2 separate regions of the Homo sapiens genome follow, and region 1 is linked to region 2. A link is an interaction called in ENCODE POLR2A ChIA-PET data of the cell type or tissue named here. Cell type or tissue: MCF 10A. All regions are shown on one strand.

Region 1 (8,000 bases), 110 kb before region 2:
GACAGGATGGAGGATGGTGAGCAGAGCTCCAAAGAGGGCCCCACTGCCCCAACCAAACTTTCTTTTCTTTCTTTCTTTTTTTTTTTTCAAGATGGAGTCTCACTGTGTTACCCAGGCTGGAGTGCAATGGAGCAGTCTCAGCTCACTGCAGCCTCTGCCTCCCAAGTTCAAGTGATCCTCCTGCCTCAGCCTCCCAAACAGCTGGGATTACAGGCTCACACAACAACGCCGAGCTAATCTTTTTGTATTTTTAGTACAGATGAGGTTTTGCCATGTTGGCCAGGGTAGTCTTGACCTCCTGACCTCAGGGGATCCACCCACCTCAGCCCCTCAAAGTGCTGGGATTATAGGCGTGAGCCACCGCGCCCAGCCCCCAAGACAAGCTTTCTTAGGGCTGTGCTGCAGCCACCCACTCCTCCTTCCATCCTCCTCCTCACCCCGCCCCTTCACAGGGGCCACCCTGTGGGGTCTCCGAGACCCTGCCCACCCACTCCTCCTTCCATCCTCCTCCTCACCCCGCCCCTTCACAGGGGCCACCCTGTGGGGTCTCCGAGACCCTGCCCACCCACTCCTCCTTCCATCCTCCTCCTCACCCCGCCCCTTCACAGGGGCCACCCTGTGGGGTCTCCGAGACCCTGCCCACCCACTCCTCCTTCCATCCTCCTCCTCACCCCGCCCCTTCACAGGGGCCACCCTGTGGGGTCTCCGAGACCCTGCCCACCCACTCCTCCTTCCATCCTCCTCCTCACCCCGCCCCTTCACAGGGGCCACCCTGTGGGGTCTCCGAGACCCTGCCCACCCACTCCTGTCCTCGAAGGCCTCTCCCCAGTAGATCCCAGGCAGGTCGACTGAAGCCTTGATGGCCACTTCTCGGGGGACTTGACCTGCTTTGCCACTTCCTGCTCAGCTTCCCAGGACTCTGTCTCCAGTGTAACAAATACCCTATATTAAATCCCTCCGTTGCAAATGCCTAGAATGTTTCTGTCTTCCTGCCTGAACCCTGACTGCTCATCACAGACCAAAATAATGGCTGCCTGCATGACCACCGGGAGGTAGAAATGAAATTATTTCTAGAGGTTCTCTGTCAATCACAACAATAAAAACAGCTATTATTGAGCACTCCCGAAGTTCAGGCCCCTGTCTGAATGTTTTCCGTGTGTTAACTCATTCCATTCTCGTGGTAATCCTAAGAGGGGGGATGGTGATTGTCTTCATTTTACAGATGGGAGACATAAAGCACAAAGAAGTAAGTTCACTTGCCTCAGGTTACACAGTAGGGAGCAGAAGGAGGCATGGCCCACATATTCTCCTGCACCGGCCTCCCCACCATTACCATTTCCCAAACACGTAAGACACTTACCTCCATACTTGATGTGTAGTCACAAACATCCAGTGGGCTCCTGTGGCCCTGATACAGGCCCAGCCAGTGTCCTCCAGTCCTCCCACACACCCAGGCATGGCACAGCAGTGACACACATAACCGGGGCACAGGGGACAGTTCCATCATGATGCTTCAGCCCTGGCCATTCCTACTTTCATCACAGAGGCCACCTCCCCCCATCACACTCACCAGGAGGTGGCAGAGGGGTCTCCAGCCTGGGCTGGAAGAAGGTCACACCCTGCTGTTCCCTACCACTCAAGAAGGCCACTTTGTCCTGGCCTTTGCCAAAGCGGGCTCAGGCCCCCAGGCCCCCAGACCCCCACCCCTCGCTTCCCTTGCCATCCTCAGGCTGCTCTGTTCCCTCTCAACCCTGGGGTGTCCCTCTACCTGGAACTAAAGGGGATCCCCTATCTGGGCCTCCTGGCTCATCCTTCTTTGGGACCCTCCTTACATGAAAAGCTATGAGAAGAGCTTATTCATTCATTCATTAAAAAAAAAAAAAAAATGGGCCAAGCCCACAGCTGGGTCCCGTGGACGAAATTGACTCAGAACTCAGAGTCTGGTGGCAAAGACAGGGTGGCAGACACCATCGGTGCAGGAGGTCACTGGAGAGCATCTGTCCACATCAGTCCTTCATGGACCTCTGCCTGGGGCTTTTTCTGGCCCAGAAAAGTAAGTGTCCCAGACTCCTAATACTTTGGGGAGATGAATTCCAGGTGGGTCCTACACAGTCCTCAGAAGGGGTTGGTGGGGCTGAGTAACACTTGTCCTCAGGAGAGTCCGTCTTATTCATTCACACATTGTGTCTTTTCTTTTCTCCCTGTCTCAGTCCCCTAAATAAACTGCCTGTACGCAAGTCCTGTCTCAGGACCTACTTTCAGGAAAACCCAAACTGAGACAATAGACAAGTTCAACGTTGGTGACATTAGGATGTTGGGGTGAGACCGGCCCAGTAGACACAAATGCAAGGCCCCTGTCCCGGGGACTGTGAGGCTGAAGGGATCCTCGTTTCCTGCACATCCCACTGCACCTCCCTTAGTCACATTGGAAAGATGGGCTGGCAGGGGGATGACCTGCCCCCGCCCAGGAGTAGACGCTGGCCTTAAATTCCTGTATCCTGCTACCCCAAGCAGAGCCAGGCTGGCTGTGTCAGCCAAGCCCAGCTGCAAACCAAGAGCCAGCCTCAGACCCCAGCTCTGTTCATGGAAGCTCCCTGAGACCCAGGAAGGAGAGGAGAGATTGTCCTGACCTCGCTCACTCAGGGGCAACCTCGGGATCCCCTGGGAGAGCCCCTCCACCCTCCCAAACAAGCAGTCTGTCAGGTGAAACCACACACTGCTGCTGCTGATGTGTAGATCACCCAACCCTTCAGCCCTTCCCCTTCTTTGGGGACCCTCCTTTCATGAGAACCTATGAGAAGAGCTCATTTATTCATTCATTTTAAAAAATTCCTCTGCTTGAGCCTTCCTCAGGAGTGTTGTCGCCAGAGGCACCCCCAGTCCAGAGGGAATCCAGCTTCCCAGTCTCAAACCTGCCACCTGTCCAAAAGTTAGAGTTACATTTACATAAATCGGGGGTTGTTTTGATCCAAAGTACCCATTTTTCATCCCATCTCTTTGCCTTCATTTCAGTAGTCAGGGTTGTCAGGAATGTGCTCAGTTATTCAGATTTGCAAACACTATAATAAACACAGGGCGAGCCGTCCGTGGACGTTGTCTGCCTTCTTGTTTCGTTCCACGGTTGGCTGGAGAGCAGGGCAGTGATGTGAAGGCTCCGGGGGGGGCTCCAGCTTCACCACTAACTGGCTGCGTGTCTGGGGCAGGTTAATTATGCACCCAGTGCCTCGTCTTTCTTTTTTGTAGAAAAGATAATGATGCCTGTCAGTCTCAAAAGGGCATGCAAGTGTGCTGGACACAGGGCCCACGCTCTGGCACATAGCAGGTGTTTGACAAAGTCATCTTAGCAGAGACACAGACTCCACCAGCGAATAACCCAGGACCAAGGAAGGATTTTGTTTTTTGGTTCTCTCTCAAGTTCTGCTGTATCTGCAGAGACCAAGTAACAGCCTGAGGCTGATAAGAAAAGTGTTGAGTGATGACAATGAGATGACACGTCCTAGATGCTGCAGCAATGAAAGTCCCTTGGCGTGTGTTGGGTGTAAGCTGAGTCCCTCAGGAAAGGCACAGGAAATGGAGGAGCAGAGTGGAGAGGGAGTGAGCTGGCACAAGAGGATGGGCTTTGGGGAGCGAGAAAAACAAGTCAAGACGCCTTTCAGGAGTCTTTCTGCAGGAAGCACCACACCCACCGCCTCCCTGCCCCTTTAAAAATACTCCCGAAAGATACATTGTATCTTAAGGTGTATGAAACAGATCACAAGTTTGTCCCAATAGGCAGAGACTGTGCCACATGGAGCGCTAAGATTTGTTTGGGTTTCACTGACTATTATTTTTCTTTGATAATAAAGAAACTGGACATTTTCACGGTGAGTCCCACAGTGGGGGTTGGAGCATCTGGGAGTTAGTACCTTTTAGCCAGGGATTTAGCTGTGGCATGCATCCTCCAGCTGACAGTAAGTGAAAGGCTTAACTCAAGAAGAGAAAGGACATCGGTGACGGGCAGGCAGGTGGGGGCTCTGCGGTGCTGCGAGGGTGCTGCCAGGATGCTGCCAGCTCCTGGGGCCACAGTGTGGGTATCTACCTGGTTTCTTCGGCAAACAAAGCATCTGACCCTGTCCTCTTCAAGCATCTGGTCAGCATCAACAGGGTACTATAAACACATTGTCACAGTGTATCAGGAAGGAGGGCGGGATTCAGAGGCTGTCAGACTTTTGTTTCTTACAGTGAAAGATTCGAAGATGCAGACAGCATTACTCACAGCATACAAACCCAGATCCACGCAGGGTCCAGCTGCTTTCAGGTGGCGGATATGCCAAACCCCCCATTTTGGTACAGCCAGAGAGGTATGTTTACCTGATCTACCTCATGCAGCCTTTGAATGCTAAACATTGGACATTGTGACAATGAACTTCCCCACAGAATCTGATTAGAAAGAACAAACAAGGGCAAAGGAAGGGGCTAGGGAATGCTTAGCACATGCCCTGTACTAAGCCCTGAGGAAGCCCTGGGAAGGAGACAGAAGAACCCGACGCGGCTGCTGCCTTAGAAGTTCCTCCAGCCCCATAAAAATCATAGCTAATTAGTATAGTGCAGATTGTGGTCAAATACCACAAACAAACACTCCTGAGGAGGCAGGTCAGAAAGGCTTTCTGAAGAGGGAGGTTCAAGGCGAGCCTTGACTGTCAAGCAGAAAGTGAGAGGCAGAGATGAAGGAGTGGCTCACGCTGGTCAGAGGAGAGGCAGAAAGCCATCAGAACACTGAAGAAATCTCACTGTAACTTTCTTATTTTAGTAGACACCACAAAGAGAATCACGTTGCTGTAAAAAAAAAAAATTGAAGTTTTTCCTAGACTCCTTGCAACATAAGGACCCTAAAGTAATCAGTGACCCTTGCATCCATATTGGGCCATTAAAACTGTTGACTTCTTTATTCCTAAATTGATGCCATTTGAATTCAAAGCATAAAGGCACCGACCTAAAATGTGATGATTATTAAAAGTTCCATGGCTCATCGCTGACACCCTCAGCTAATTTTATTTTTGGTAATTGCGTCAATCCAGCTTCAACTCTTCCTGTTCTAAACTTGTTCCGTGCCTTATGTTTTACAAAGCACTGTCTCACACATGCCTGCTTTGACTTCATGCCCACAACAGCATCGAGTGAAAGAATTTGAAACAGAGAGCGGCAAACTGGGGAATGCACGGCGTCCCCACAAATGGCACATGTGGACTCAACCCCGAGTCCCCGTTTCTTGGTCCAGCATGAAGTGTCTCATCAGCCACCTCCAGCTTCTTCTTCCACCGCTGGTCTCGGGGGGGAACCCAACAGACTCACATTTCATGTGAAAGGAATTTCTGCGGATATGGAAAAAGCAATGGCGGATCTCCACCCTTGAAACTCCAACAGTCTATGGTAGCGATGAGATCCAAACCTGCGAATATTTAGATCATAACAAGGTTACTAACAATGCCGCCTCACACCAGAGGGTGTCTCGTCGGTACTTGACAAATGAATCACCTAGGAGCTTCTCCGTAGGTGGCCAGGTGGAGAGGTGACTCAAGGCTGGGTGGCGAAGCCGGCTCTGGACTGGTGCCCGCCTCTGATGAGGGAGGCAGAGGGAGGTGTCTCAGGTGGGGAGGGCTGGAGCTCAGCATGGATTCAGGACAGCAGGAGGAGGGGCAGTGAGCCCCGCAGTGGGGAGCAGAGTGGGGAACTGAGTGAGGAACAGCTGGGGCCAACCCCAGAGTCACAGAAGTGGCCTAGTGTGGCTCCACCTAGTCTGGGGGGCGGGCGGGGGGTTGCTGGACATTTACTGAGATGGAGCTCAGCAATGTTTTATGAGAAAGAACCTAACACGATGTGGGGCTCAGCAATGTTTTAGGAGAAAGAACCTACCCCGACGGTGTTGGAGCCTGCGTGGGAGGGGCGGGGGAGGACCAGGCAGTGGGGGAGGAGTCACCGCGCCAGCCGGGCCTGGACCAGAGTGGGGGCTGTGTGAAGGGAAAGGCAGGGCGTGGTGGAATAGATACAGTGACAAAACCCTCCACACAACTGCCCCACTACCAATTGACCCAGACGCAAGTTTAGGGCGGAGGCAGGGGTGTGGTCAGTCAGCTTCGAGGCCCCACACAAGGATTCTATTGAGAGAAATCAAACAGAAAACGTGAGGCCAGGCCAGGCGCGGTGGCTCACACCTGTAATCCCAGCACTATGGGAGGCCGAGGCGGGCTGATCATCTGATGTCAGGAGTTCCAGACCAGCCTGACCAACATGGCGAAACCCTGTCTCTACTAAAAATACAAAAATTAGCTGGGCGTGGTGGCAGGTGCCTGTAATCCCAGCTACTCAGGAGGCTGAGGCAGGAGAATAGCTTGAACCTGGGAGGCAGAGGTTGCAGTGAGCCGAGATTGCGCCACTGCACTCCAGCCTGGGAGACGAGAGTGCAACTCAAAAAAAAAAAAAAAAAAAAAAAAAGGAAGGAAGGAAGGAGGGAGGGAGGGAGGGTGAGGCCAGATAGGGTCACAGTCTGGCTGGATGACAAGAAGTTCTGGTTTAGAAAGAAGGGACGAGGGACAAGTGGTGTGGCTCACCAGAGTCCAGGCCTGAGGTGCAGGCAAGTGAACATGTGGGCTCCCAGGGGCACAGAGGAGAGCAGAGGAAGGGGAAGGTGTGAGGGACACAGAAGACAGGAGGGAGGGGAGGGATGGGAGCAGCGGAGAGCAGGGAGGGGAGAGACGGGAGCGGCGGAGAGGAGGGAGGGTAGGAAGGAGAGCAGAGGAGAGGAGGGAGGGAAGGCATGGGAGCCTAGGAGTGGAGGGAGGGGTGGGAATGGAGCAGAGGAGAGGAGGGAAGGGAGGGAAGGGGAGCAGAGGAGAGGAGGGAGGGGACGGAAGGGGAGCAGAGGAGAGGAGGGAGGGGAGGGAAGGGGAGCAGAGGAGAGGAGGGAGGGGAGGGAAGGGGAGCAGAGGAGAGGAGGGAGGGAAGGCATGGGAGCCTAGGAGTGGAGGGAGGGGTGGGAATGGAGCAGAGGAGAGGAGGGAAGGGACGGAAGGGGAGCAGAGGAGAGGAGGGAGGGGACGGAAGGGGAGCAGAGGAGAGGAGGGAGGGGAGGGAAGGGGAGCAGAGGAGAGGAGGGAGGGAAGGCATGGGAGCCTAGGAGTGGAGGGAGGGGTGGGAATGGAGCAGAGGAGAGGAGGGAAGGGAGGGAAGGGGAGCAGAGGAGAGGAGGGAGGGGACGGAAGGGGAGCAGAGGAGAGGAGGGAGGGGAGGGAAGGGGAGCAGAGGAGAGGAGGGAGGGAAGGCATGGGAGCCTAGGAGTGGAGGGAGGGGTGGGAATGGAGCAGAGGAGAGGAGGGAAGGGACGGAAGGGGAGCAGAGGAGAGGAGGGAGGGGACGGAAGGGGAGCAGAGGAGAGGAGGGAGGGGAGGGAAGGGGAGCAGAGGAGAGGAGGAGAGGAGGGAGGGGAGGGAAGGGGAGCAGAGAGAGCCAATACTAACCCTGGGCAGTAACAGCATCCAAGCTAGAGGGAAGAACGGCCTTTGGCAGAAGTCCGGGGGAATGGCCAGCGGTCTTTAGTGGAGGTTCAGGACTGCACCAGTAGGGCCTAAGGAAAGAGCTTAAGGAAGCCCACAGTCCTAACAGTGGCTGGCTGGGGACATAGAGAAGGCCACGAGAGTTGGAAGAAATAGCCAGAAATGATGACAGAAAGTCATTGGTTGGCTCAAAGAGAGTAGTTTCTGTAAAAATATTTTTTAATGAAAAGAAGAAGCCAGATACAAAAGGTTCAAAAGAGAAGGAGATGGTGAAGTCAAGGCCATGAGAGTGGGGCAGACACAAGAGGGGACGGGGCGGGGGTCGGGGGGCAAAGGCAGAAACGAGAGCACCTCTGAGACCCTTGCGGGCAGGGTGCCAGGCAGGTCTGTTGGCCTAAGGGAGAGGGCACTGTGGGGCTGGCAGGGCCCGTCAGAGTTGCACTGCATTCCTCCAAATGTCAGGGCCCCCAT
Region 2 (8,000 bases):
CCCGACATGGCGTTGCTGGGCTTCCCCTCTTCAAGGAGCAGTTTCTAGCCCTAGTCCGAGAAGGCGGGCAGTGGCCACAGGAGCCGGGCCAGCTGCATGGGCACCTTCCCCATGGGCCAGAGATCAGTCAGCCGAGGCAGAGCCGGCCTCCCATTCTCCCACCGAGTGAGGACCAACAGCTTTAGGAGACCGGAGGGGCAGCGGGGTGGGAACGCAGCCCTGGATGAAGTGCAGAGGGGTGCAGCTCTTCGCCGGAGTCCTCCATGCCCCAACAGCTCCCCTGCGTCATCACCAGCACTCCTTGAGCCACCTCCCCTGCCTAGGAGGGCAGTGGGAGTCGCCGGAGGTGACCAATGTGAGCAGCTTCAGAAACTAGGGCACCCATTCAGGTTGCCCCGAATTTAGCGGGGATATGAGATGATAATCATACCTCCAAGCTCATTTTCATTTGTTCTGAAGTTTCCTCTGTGTGGTTTGGGGCAAGGAGCAGCACCCTGGACTTTCTCATCTGTGAAACAAAGGAACTGACTTGATTTTTCATTGCTCCTAAAGGTATCAGATTAAGAAAATGGACAGAAGCAAGAAACAGATATACAGCCTGCAAAGGGGCCTTGCCAACGTAAGTGAAAAGGGCTGACTCCAGGAGCTCGCGAACATGGCATGTGTTTGTGTTACAAACCTGCAATTGCAGGAGATTGGAAGCCAAGCCTCTTGGGCACAGGCATGGAGTTGGGCATATCCGGGGGGTCCCCCTTCATGGTACTGGGGTGTGATCATGAACAGGATCAGGAAGAGAAGCACAGGCTGGCTGGCCAGGGTGGCAGGGTGTGAGGCCGCTGCACCGGGAGAGTCTACCGGGCATCGTGAGTCAGCTGGCGTGGGTGGGATCCAGGAGGCGGGGACTGAAGAGAGTCGGCATGGAGGGGGATCCCTGGGTGTGCACACATGCACGTGGATGAGTGTGTGTGTCCCCTAACCTAGTGCAAATCATCCTCTCAGCCCTGTCCCACCCACGCCAAAACCAGGTGTTGTGGGAGAATCAAGAGACAGCTGTGAGTCGTCCCACAGACTGGAATTCAGGAAAGTCAGCATATCTCCAGGGGCCACCATGATGGGGAAAGGGATCCTTGCCGTGGGCCGCGAGGAGAAGGTCCACCCTGAGAAAGCAGGGTCAGGGCCCTGTGAGCCAAACAAACTCCAATTCTGGAAATTCTCTCAACCTCAGAGCACCTAATGCGATTTTTATTAAGTGGTATTTTTATTACCTCATGCTTAATTGACCAAGGAGCAGGGAGGCTGGGATTGGCCTAAAGTCTGAAGTACCTCTCTCTATTTTCAGGGCGGGCAGCTCATCAGTGTTACCTGTGTGTCGTTCTCCAGATGCTCTCATGGCAAACGGCATTTCTAAAATGCTAAATCACGTGGCATCTGGGAGAAGGGGAGATGATGGCCAGGGAAGGCCGTCGTGTCTTCCCGCCTGCTGCCTCAGTCCTGGGACGACAGAGCTGCACCTCTAAGTTCCCAGGAGAGGGTGGTCCATTTGAGTGTAGCCGTCTCCTCAAGACATGTTGAAATGAATTTCCATGTTCATCAAACCATGAATTATTGAAAAGCACTCAGGAATTTTTGTGTTCCATTTACACGAATCAATGAACAGAGGTTTAGAGTCAACCTTTGCTTCACTGCTTTATGGTTTATAAAGACAGGGCAACAATTTCAAGTGTGTACTGAGAACGAGCTTATTCGTGGTTGGAATAAATTAAAAGAATGGCCTTTATAAGAAAGATTCAGAATCTGTATGAAGCAAATGACTAGGTCAGTAGGTAGACAGATTTTTCCCCATTTTTGTATTGGAGATTTTCAAATGTATACAAGAGTAAAGAAGATGGAAAATGACTCCCTTGAGCCCGTCGCCCAGCATCAATATGTATCCACATTTCGCTATTCTTGCTTTATCTAACCGTCTCACTTATCTCAAAACCACAATATGTTAAGATAAGTGAACTGAAGACCTGAATAAATGCAAACATCTTATGCAAACATACATGAATGGTAAAAGTGAATGTTATAAAACTGACAATAATTCTTAAATAAGAGCTACTGAAATACTAACGAAAATTCCAAGGGGAATTTTTCTTACTTTGTCAAAATAATTCTAGAATTCTGCAGAAAAAGTAAAACACATTAACAGTGCAAAAAAAAAAAATGAGAAAGAGAGTAGGTTTTATATATTAAACCATAAAGCCATTAAAAGCATCATTAGAAAAAAGAGAAACATTTTTTATAACCTTGGAGTAGGAAAAGGTTTTCTCAATCTAATATCAAAGCCAAAAATCATTAAGAAAAATATCTAATAATTTGGGCTTATGAAAATGAAAAACATAATTATAAATCTAAAAGAATGTAAAGACTTACAATTAATAAGTGAATTTGGTAAATTTGCTAGCTATAAAGTCAGTATGCAAAAATTAATTGTATTTCTATGTGAGTCATACACAAACAGAAAAAGAGATTTACACACAACAGTATTTATGATAGCATTGAAAACATCAAATTTCACAACAGATGCTGGCGAGGTTGCAGGGGAAAAGAAACACTTTTACAGTGTTGGTGGAAGTGTAAATTAGTTAAACCACTATGGAAGGCAGTATGGCAATCTCTCAAGGATCTAGAAGCAGAAATACCATTTGACCCAGCAATTCCATTACTGGGTATATACCCAAAGGAATATAAATCATTCTATTATAAAGATACCTGCATGTGTATGTTCATTGCAGCACTGGTCACAATAGCAAAGGGATGGACCCAACCCAAATGCTTATCAATGACAGCATTGAAAGCTATCATTGATAGCAAAAGAAAATGTGGTAAATATACACCATGGAATACTATGCAGCCATAAAAAGGAATGAGGTTATGTTCTTTGCAGGAACATGGATGGAGCTGGAAGCCATTATCCTCAGCAAACTAATGCAGGAACAGAAAACCAAACACCACATGTTCTCACTTATAAGTGGGAGCTGAACGATCAGAACACAGACACATTGGGGGAACAACACACACTGGGGCCTGTTGGGGAGGTGGGGGGAGGGAGAGCATCAGGATAAATACCTAATGCATGCTGGCTTAATACCTAGGTGATGGGTTGATCTGTGCAACAAACCACCATGGCACACGTTTACCTGTGTAACAAACCTGCACATCCTGCACATGTACCCTGGAACTTAAAATGAAAGTTGAAGGAAAAAAAAAACATCAAATGTCTAAGAATAAATCTAACAAAGTATGTACAAAAACCTCTACACAAAAATCTACAAAACCTCATTGAGAGAAATGAAAGAAGTTATAAATAAAAATAGATTTAACAAAAGATGTATGGAACCTGCTCCCAGATATCTACAAAATATTATTGAGGGATAGTTGTTAACGTCTCAATAAACTGAAAGTTTTGCTTTGTAGAGGACAGTTCTCTCTGGATTAATCTTTAAATTCAGGGCAGCCCCAATCAAAATCCCAGCATATTATTTTTGCAGAAATTGACAGGCTGATTCAAAAACTCAGGTTCCCTAAGTCAGTCTTGGAAAAATAAGAACAATGATGTAAAATATCAAGACTTATTACAAAGTTTTAATAACTAGATGAGCGTGATATTGGCACAAGATAGACAAACTGACCCATGGTGTGGAGCTGGGCCCAGTAACAGACACACACATAAGCCATCAATGCAGTGGGGAAAGATGCTTCTCAATCAACGAGCTGAGTCCACCTCTATGCAGATACTTAAAGGCATTCTGTGCATTTGAGCAAACTGTCTTCTTGAAAAGCTGTGCAATCCTACAACCCACCCGTAGAGCATGAAAACCTATTGAATTCCTAATCATCACCATCTGCCATTTGAAGCAATCTTTGCTAACTTGACAAACGACAAACAGCAGCTCCTCTCCTGGGGTGTGGGGCTGAGCGTTGCCCCCATCTCTTTAGTGTACGTTTGTGTGGTTTCTCGAATGAATCACCTGTTCACATCTGTTGCCCAACTTTCTACTGGAATGTTCATAGTTTCGCTTAGCCATTTGTTAGATGTTGTAATAGCTTCCTATATTAAAGGTTTATTTTTCAATCTGATGCTTTTTGAAAAAGTTGTCCCAGCTTTCCCACCGTCTTCTAGTGTGGATTACCGTGTTAGTGGCACATACTCAGAGGCAGCCCAGACCCCTCCTGGCTGAAGGACCACTGGACAGAGTCCTCAGCTGACGCCACTGGGCCAGGAATGGCCTTGGCTAGCTGGAAAGAGGAGTTTCACTTCTACAAGTTCCTGCACCCTGCCTGGCTTATCCCATCACTAGTGCATGGTGGGATATAAAACCTGCTCTCTTGCCTGGGTAGACAGCAAGGCTCCATCTCTACAAAAACAAAAATTTAAAAATAGCCCAGCATGGTGGCACCCACCTGTAGTCCCAACTACTTGGAAGGCTGAGGCAGGAGGTTGGCTTGAGCCCAGGAAGTCGAGGCTGCAGTGAGTCATGATCGTGCTCTCCAGCCCAGGGGACAGAGCAAGACCCTGTGAAAAAAACAAGCAAACAAACCAAAAAACACTCCCTGCCCCAATCCAGGGCTCCTCTGAAAGGCCACCTGCACCAGATGGCTTTGTGGGCTCAGCTAGGGCTGGGGTTGAGACCCCATGGGGGTCCTCCTTGTTCCTCTGCCCACCCCTGCTCCTCCCTCTCCTCTCTGTCGGGTGTGGATCCTAACTGCTCTCCCAAGCACAGGCTGTGCCTGTTCATCTCCCTCTCAGAGGCTGCTTCCTGAGAGCCCACCTGCTTTGGTATTTTGGACGTAAAGAAGACCTTTAAGTGGTCTGATCTGTTAATTTTCTGTTTCACGGGTTTTGCATATGTTGAACCCTTAGGAAGTTTTTCTGCACTGCCAAGATTATGTGAATATTAAATATTCAGACTTTGAGCATTGGCCCACCTGGAATATATGAGGTATAAGATGCAAAGTAGAGTCTCTGACTTCATTTTTCCCCCCAGAGGTTTAGGTAGATCTCACAGTACCACTTATTGAATAATCAATCCTCTTGCCACTGATTTGAAATATCACCTTAATAATACAGTAACTTATTAAGGATACTTGGATTTGTTTCCAGGCTTCCTAAACTATTAATCAAAGCTGTCCTTGTAGTCCTGGGCCAATCCACACTACTGAAATTTTGTAGCTGTGGGCTTCAACCTCTGACAAAGCCACACTCATTACTCTTCCTTTTTAATAAGAATCTTTATTCTGCTAAGTGCAACCGCTGAAGGGCACGTTGCCCCTGCTATTTTATGTTTAATATTTTTATAATCCTTCCCGAGCTCATCGATCCCCACTTTCATCTCAGCCCAGTGCACACTGGGTGAGTGGATCCCTGGATGGCTTCTATGGACTCATGGGGTCTGTTTGTTGAGGACTTCAGCCCAGCGCTGGGCAGGCAAATGCTCAATGCCTGTTTCTCAGCCAGGCAGGTGGTTAAGACTTTCCCTCCTAGCTTCTTCCAAGATCTGTCTCCCCAGCAGGCAGACCTGGCATCAGGACTAATTGCAGAGACAGATCCATCTCTCTCTCTCCACAGCTGCTCAAAATCCACAGAGCTGGGACAGACTCATCACGTTTTTTGGGTCGGTTTGCTTTATTTTGCAGTTGCTGAATAGCCTGCCCTGCCTCTGTTGCTGCTGTTTTCTCGCTGCTGTTGTCCTCTGCCTATTAGGAGCTTGCCATATGTGCGCCTAAACCTCAGGAAGGAAGGTGAGGACAAGAAAGAGAAAGGCTGGGAGATTTATACCCTGGAGGTGCAGAGGGGCCCGGGGTGCGTCATCCCAATTGCACAGCACCCAGAGGTGGATAAATGGAAGCGGTCGCCCCTAGGAGACGGGCAACTTCAAGCCTTGCTCCTTGTTCCAGGGACACCGGCCACATGAAGCCCTCCCTCTGTTCAACCAAGTTAGGCCTGTTTCTCAGACTGTCACTCACCGTCAGCTGCTAACCCAGTGGCAAGTGCTCCCAGAGGCAGGAGAGGACCCAGGGAGAGATGGAAAGCCAAAGGCCTCCCCACCTGCCATGGGGGCGGGGCAGGAAACGGTGAGAGAGGATGTGGGTTACTGGGATTTGGAACTTATTAAATGTGTGTGAAACTCTAGAGTCAGAGTGGCCCAGGTCTCTATCTGACATGCACGGCTGGAAAAGTGTCATACTCAGCCAGGAAGATCCTGTATTAGTCCATTCTCGCATTGCTATAAAGAAATACCTGAGACTGGGTATGTCATAAAGAAAAGAGGTTTGGCTGGGCATAGTGGCTCATGCCTGTAATCCCAGCACTTTGGGAGGCTGAGGCGATGAATCACTTGAGGTCAGGAGTTTGAGACCAGCCTGGGCAACTTGGCGAAATCCTGTCTCTGCTAAAAATACAAAAAATTAGCTGGGCATGGTGGCTCACACCTGAATTCCCAGCAACTCAGGAGGCTGAGGTGGAAGAATCACCTGAGCCCAGGAGGTCAAGGCTGCAGTGAGCTGAGGTTGCACCACTGCACTCCCGCCTGGGCAACCCAACTGGACTGAGATCGTCTCCAAAACGAAAAAAGAAAAGAAAAAGAAACGAGGTTTCATTGACTCGGAGTTCTGCAGGCTGTACAGGAAGCAGGATGGCATGATGCTGGCATCTGCAGGGGCTTCCAGGAGCTTGTCCTCATGGCGGAAGGCAAAGGGGAACAGATACATCTCATGGCGTGAGCAGCAACAAGAGGGACACGGGGCAGGCGTTATACACTTTTCAATAACTGGATCTTGTGAGAAGTCTCTCACGATCAAGAGAACAGCACCAAGGGCATGTGACTAAACCATTCATGAAGGATCCAGTTCTGTGATCCAATCGCCTCCCACCAGGCCCCACCTGCAGCACTGGGAATTGCAGTTCAGCATGAGAGTTTGTGGGGACACAGATCAAACCGTATCAGAGCCCCTCGGACCCTGCCAGTCGACGCCCTCTTCGTTGACCCTGGGGCCACTCTGGCAGCCTCAGCTTCCACATCCACTGCTCATTCCTTGTGTGGCCCAAGGAGTGGACCTTCTGTTTTCTCATTTACAGAGGCGTGTAGTGAGAGTGAACCAGCCGCCTGTCCTGTGCAGAGGCCAGCACAGACCCCCTTGTGTGCCCCCTGGGTCCTTAGCCACATCAGTCCCCAGAACCCATCGCCAATTCCCAGGGAGCCAAGCTGCATAGGCTCACCTGGGCAGCACAGGCGGGCCTCACCCAATCCACTCATCCCTCACCCCCCAGCAAGGCCACCACTAAGCTTGCAAGACAGAGGCACCAACCATGCAGAAGATGCTCCATGGGGTAAACCCTGGACCGGCGCAAGCCCAGCAGCTGATAAATCCTTCTCCCTCCACCCCCAGGCTGGGCTGGCCTGAGAGGGAGTCATTCATTAGACCTCATGAAGAGCTGTACAGCCTGCTTCCTGTACAGCCTGCAGAACTCCGAGTCAATGAAACCTTGTTTCTTTTTCTTTTCTTTTTTCGTTTTGGAGACGATCTCAGTCCAGTTGGGTTGCCCAGGTGGGAGTGCAGTGGTGCGACCTCAGCTCACTGCAGCCTTGACCTCCCGGGCTCAGGTGATTCTTCCACCTCAGCCTCCTGAGTTGCTGGGAATTCAGGTGTGAGCCACCATGCCCAGCTAATTTTTTGTATTTTTAGCAGAGACGGGGTTTCGCCAAGTTGCCCAGGCTGGTCTCAAACTCCTGACCTCAAGTGATTCATCGCCTCAGCCTCCCAAAGTGCTGGAATTACAGCTCCCAAGACTGGAGCTGCTGGGTCATGGAACCCTGGCACCCGCTCTGCTGTCTCTCCTCCCCCAGCCCTCACCCCTCCCTGTCATTGCCCTGGGACTGCACCCCACTGAGGGAGCAGCCCAGAAACGTGGCCTCAGGCTGATTTCCAGGGATGAGGCTCAACAGGTGCTAGGGGGT

What was found. ChIA-PET counts read pairs that join two places held together with the same protein. Peaks named below come from ENCODE experiments on the same cell type or tissue, not always from the same donor. Only the 100,000 strongest peaks of a DNase experiment are listed, where the experiment ranks them.
Region 1: POLR2A ChIA-PET joins it to region 2 with 6 read pairs; 2 of 35 experiments call an interaction of 5 or more read pairs at or near these places.

What each region holds. Positions count from the first base shown.
Region 1 is chr2:239,658,116-239,666,115 of GRCh38, reverse strand. LOC105373966 (a long non-coding RNA gene) reads right to left here. Exons shown (of 3, transcript XR_924055.3): 2 at 7,494-7,645; 3 at 3,711-5,428. Among named protein-coding and RNA genes, the nearest start is that of LINC02991, 84 kb to the right of the region's middle. RefSeq lists an enhancer at 5,132-5,631. In MCF 10A, no CTCF peak of the experiment used is centred here; a DNase peak (open chromatin) is centred at 5,535.
Region 2 is chr2:239,551,681-239,559,680 of GRCh38, reverse strand. LOC124908012 (a long non-coding RNA gene) reads left to right here and starts at 442. Exons shown (of 2, transcript XR_007088281.1): 1 at 442-619; 2 at 1,340-2,044. In MCF 10A, no CTCF peak of the experiment used is centred here; DNase peaks (open chromatin) are centred at 4,020 and 4,500.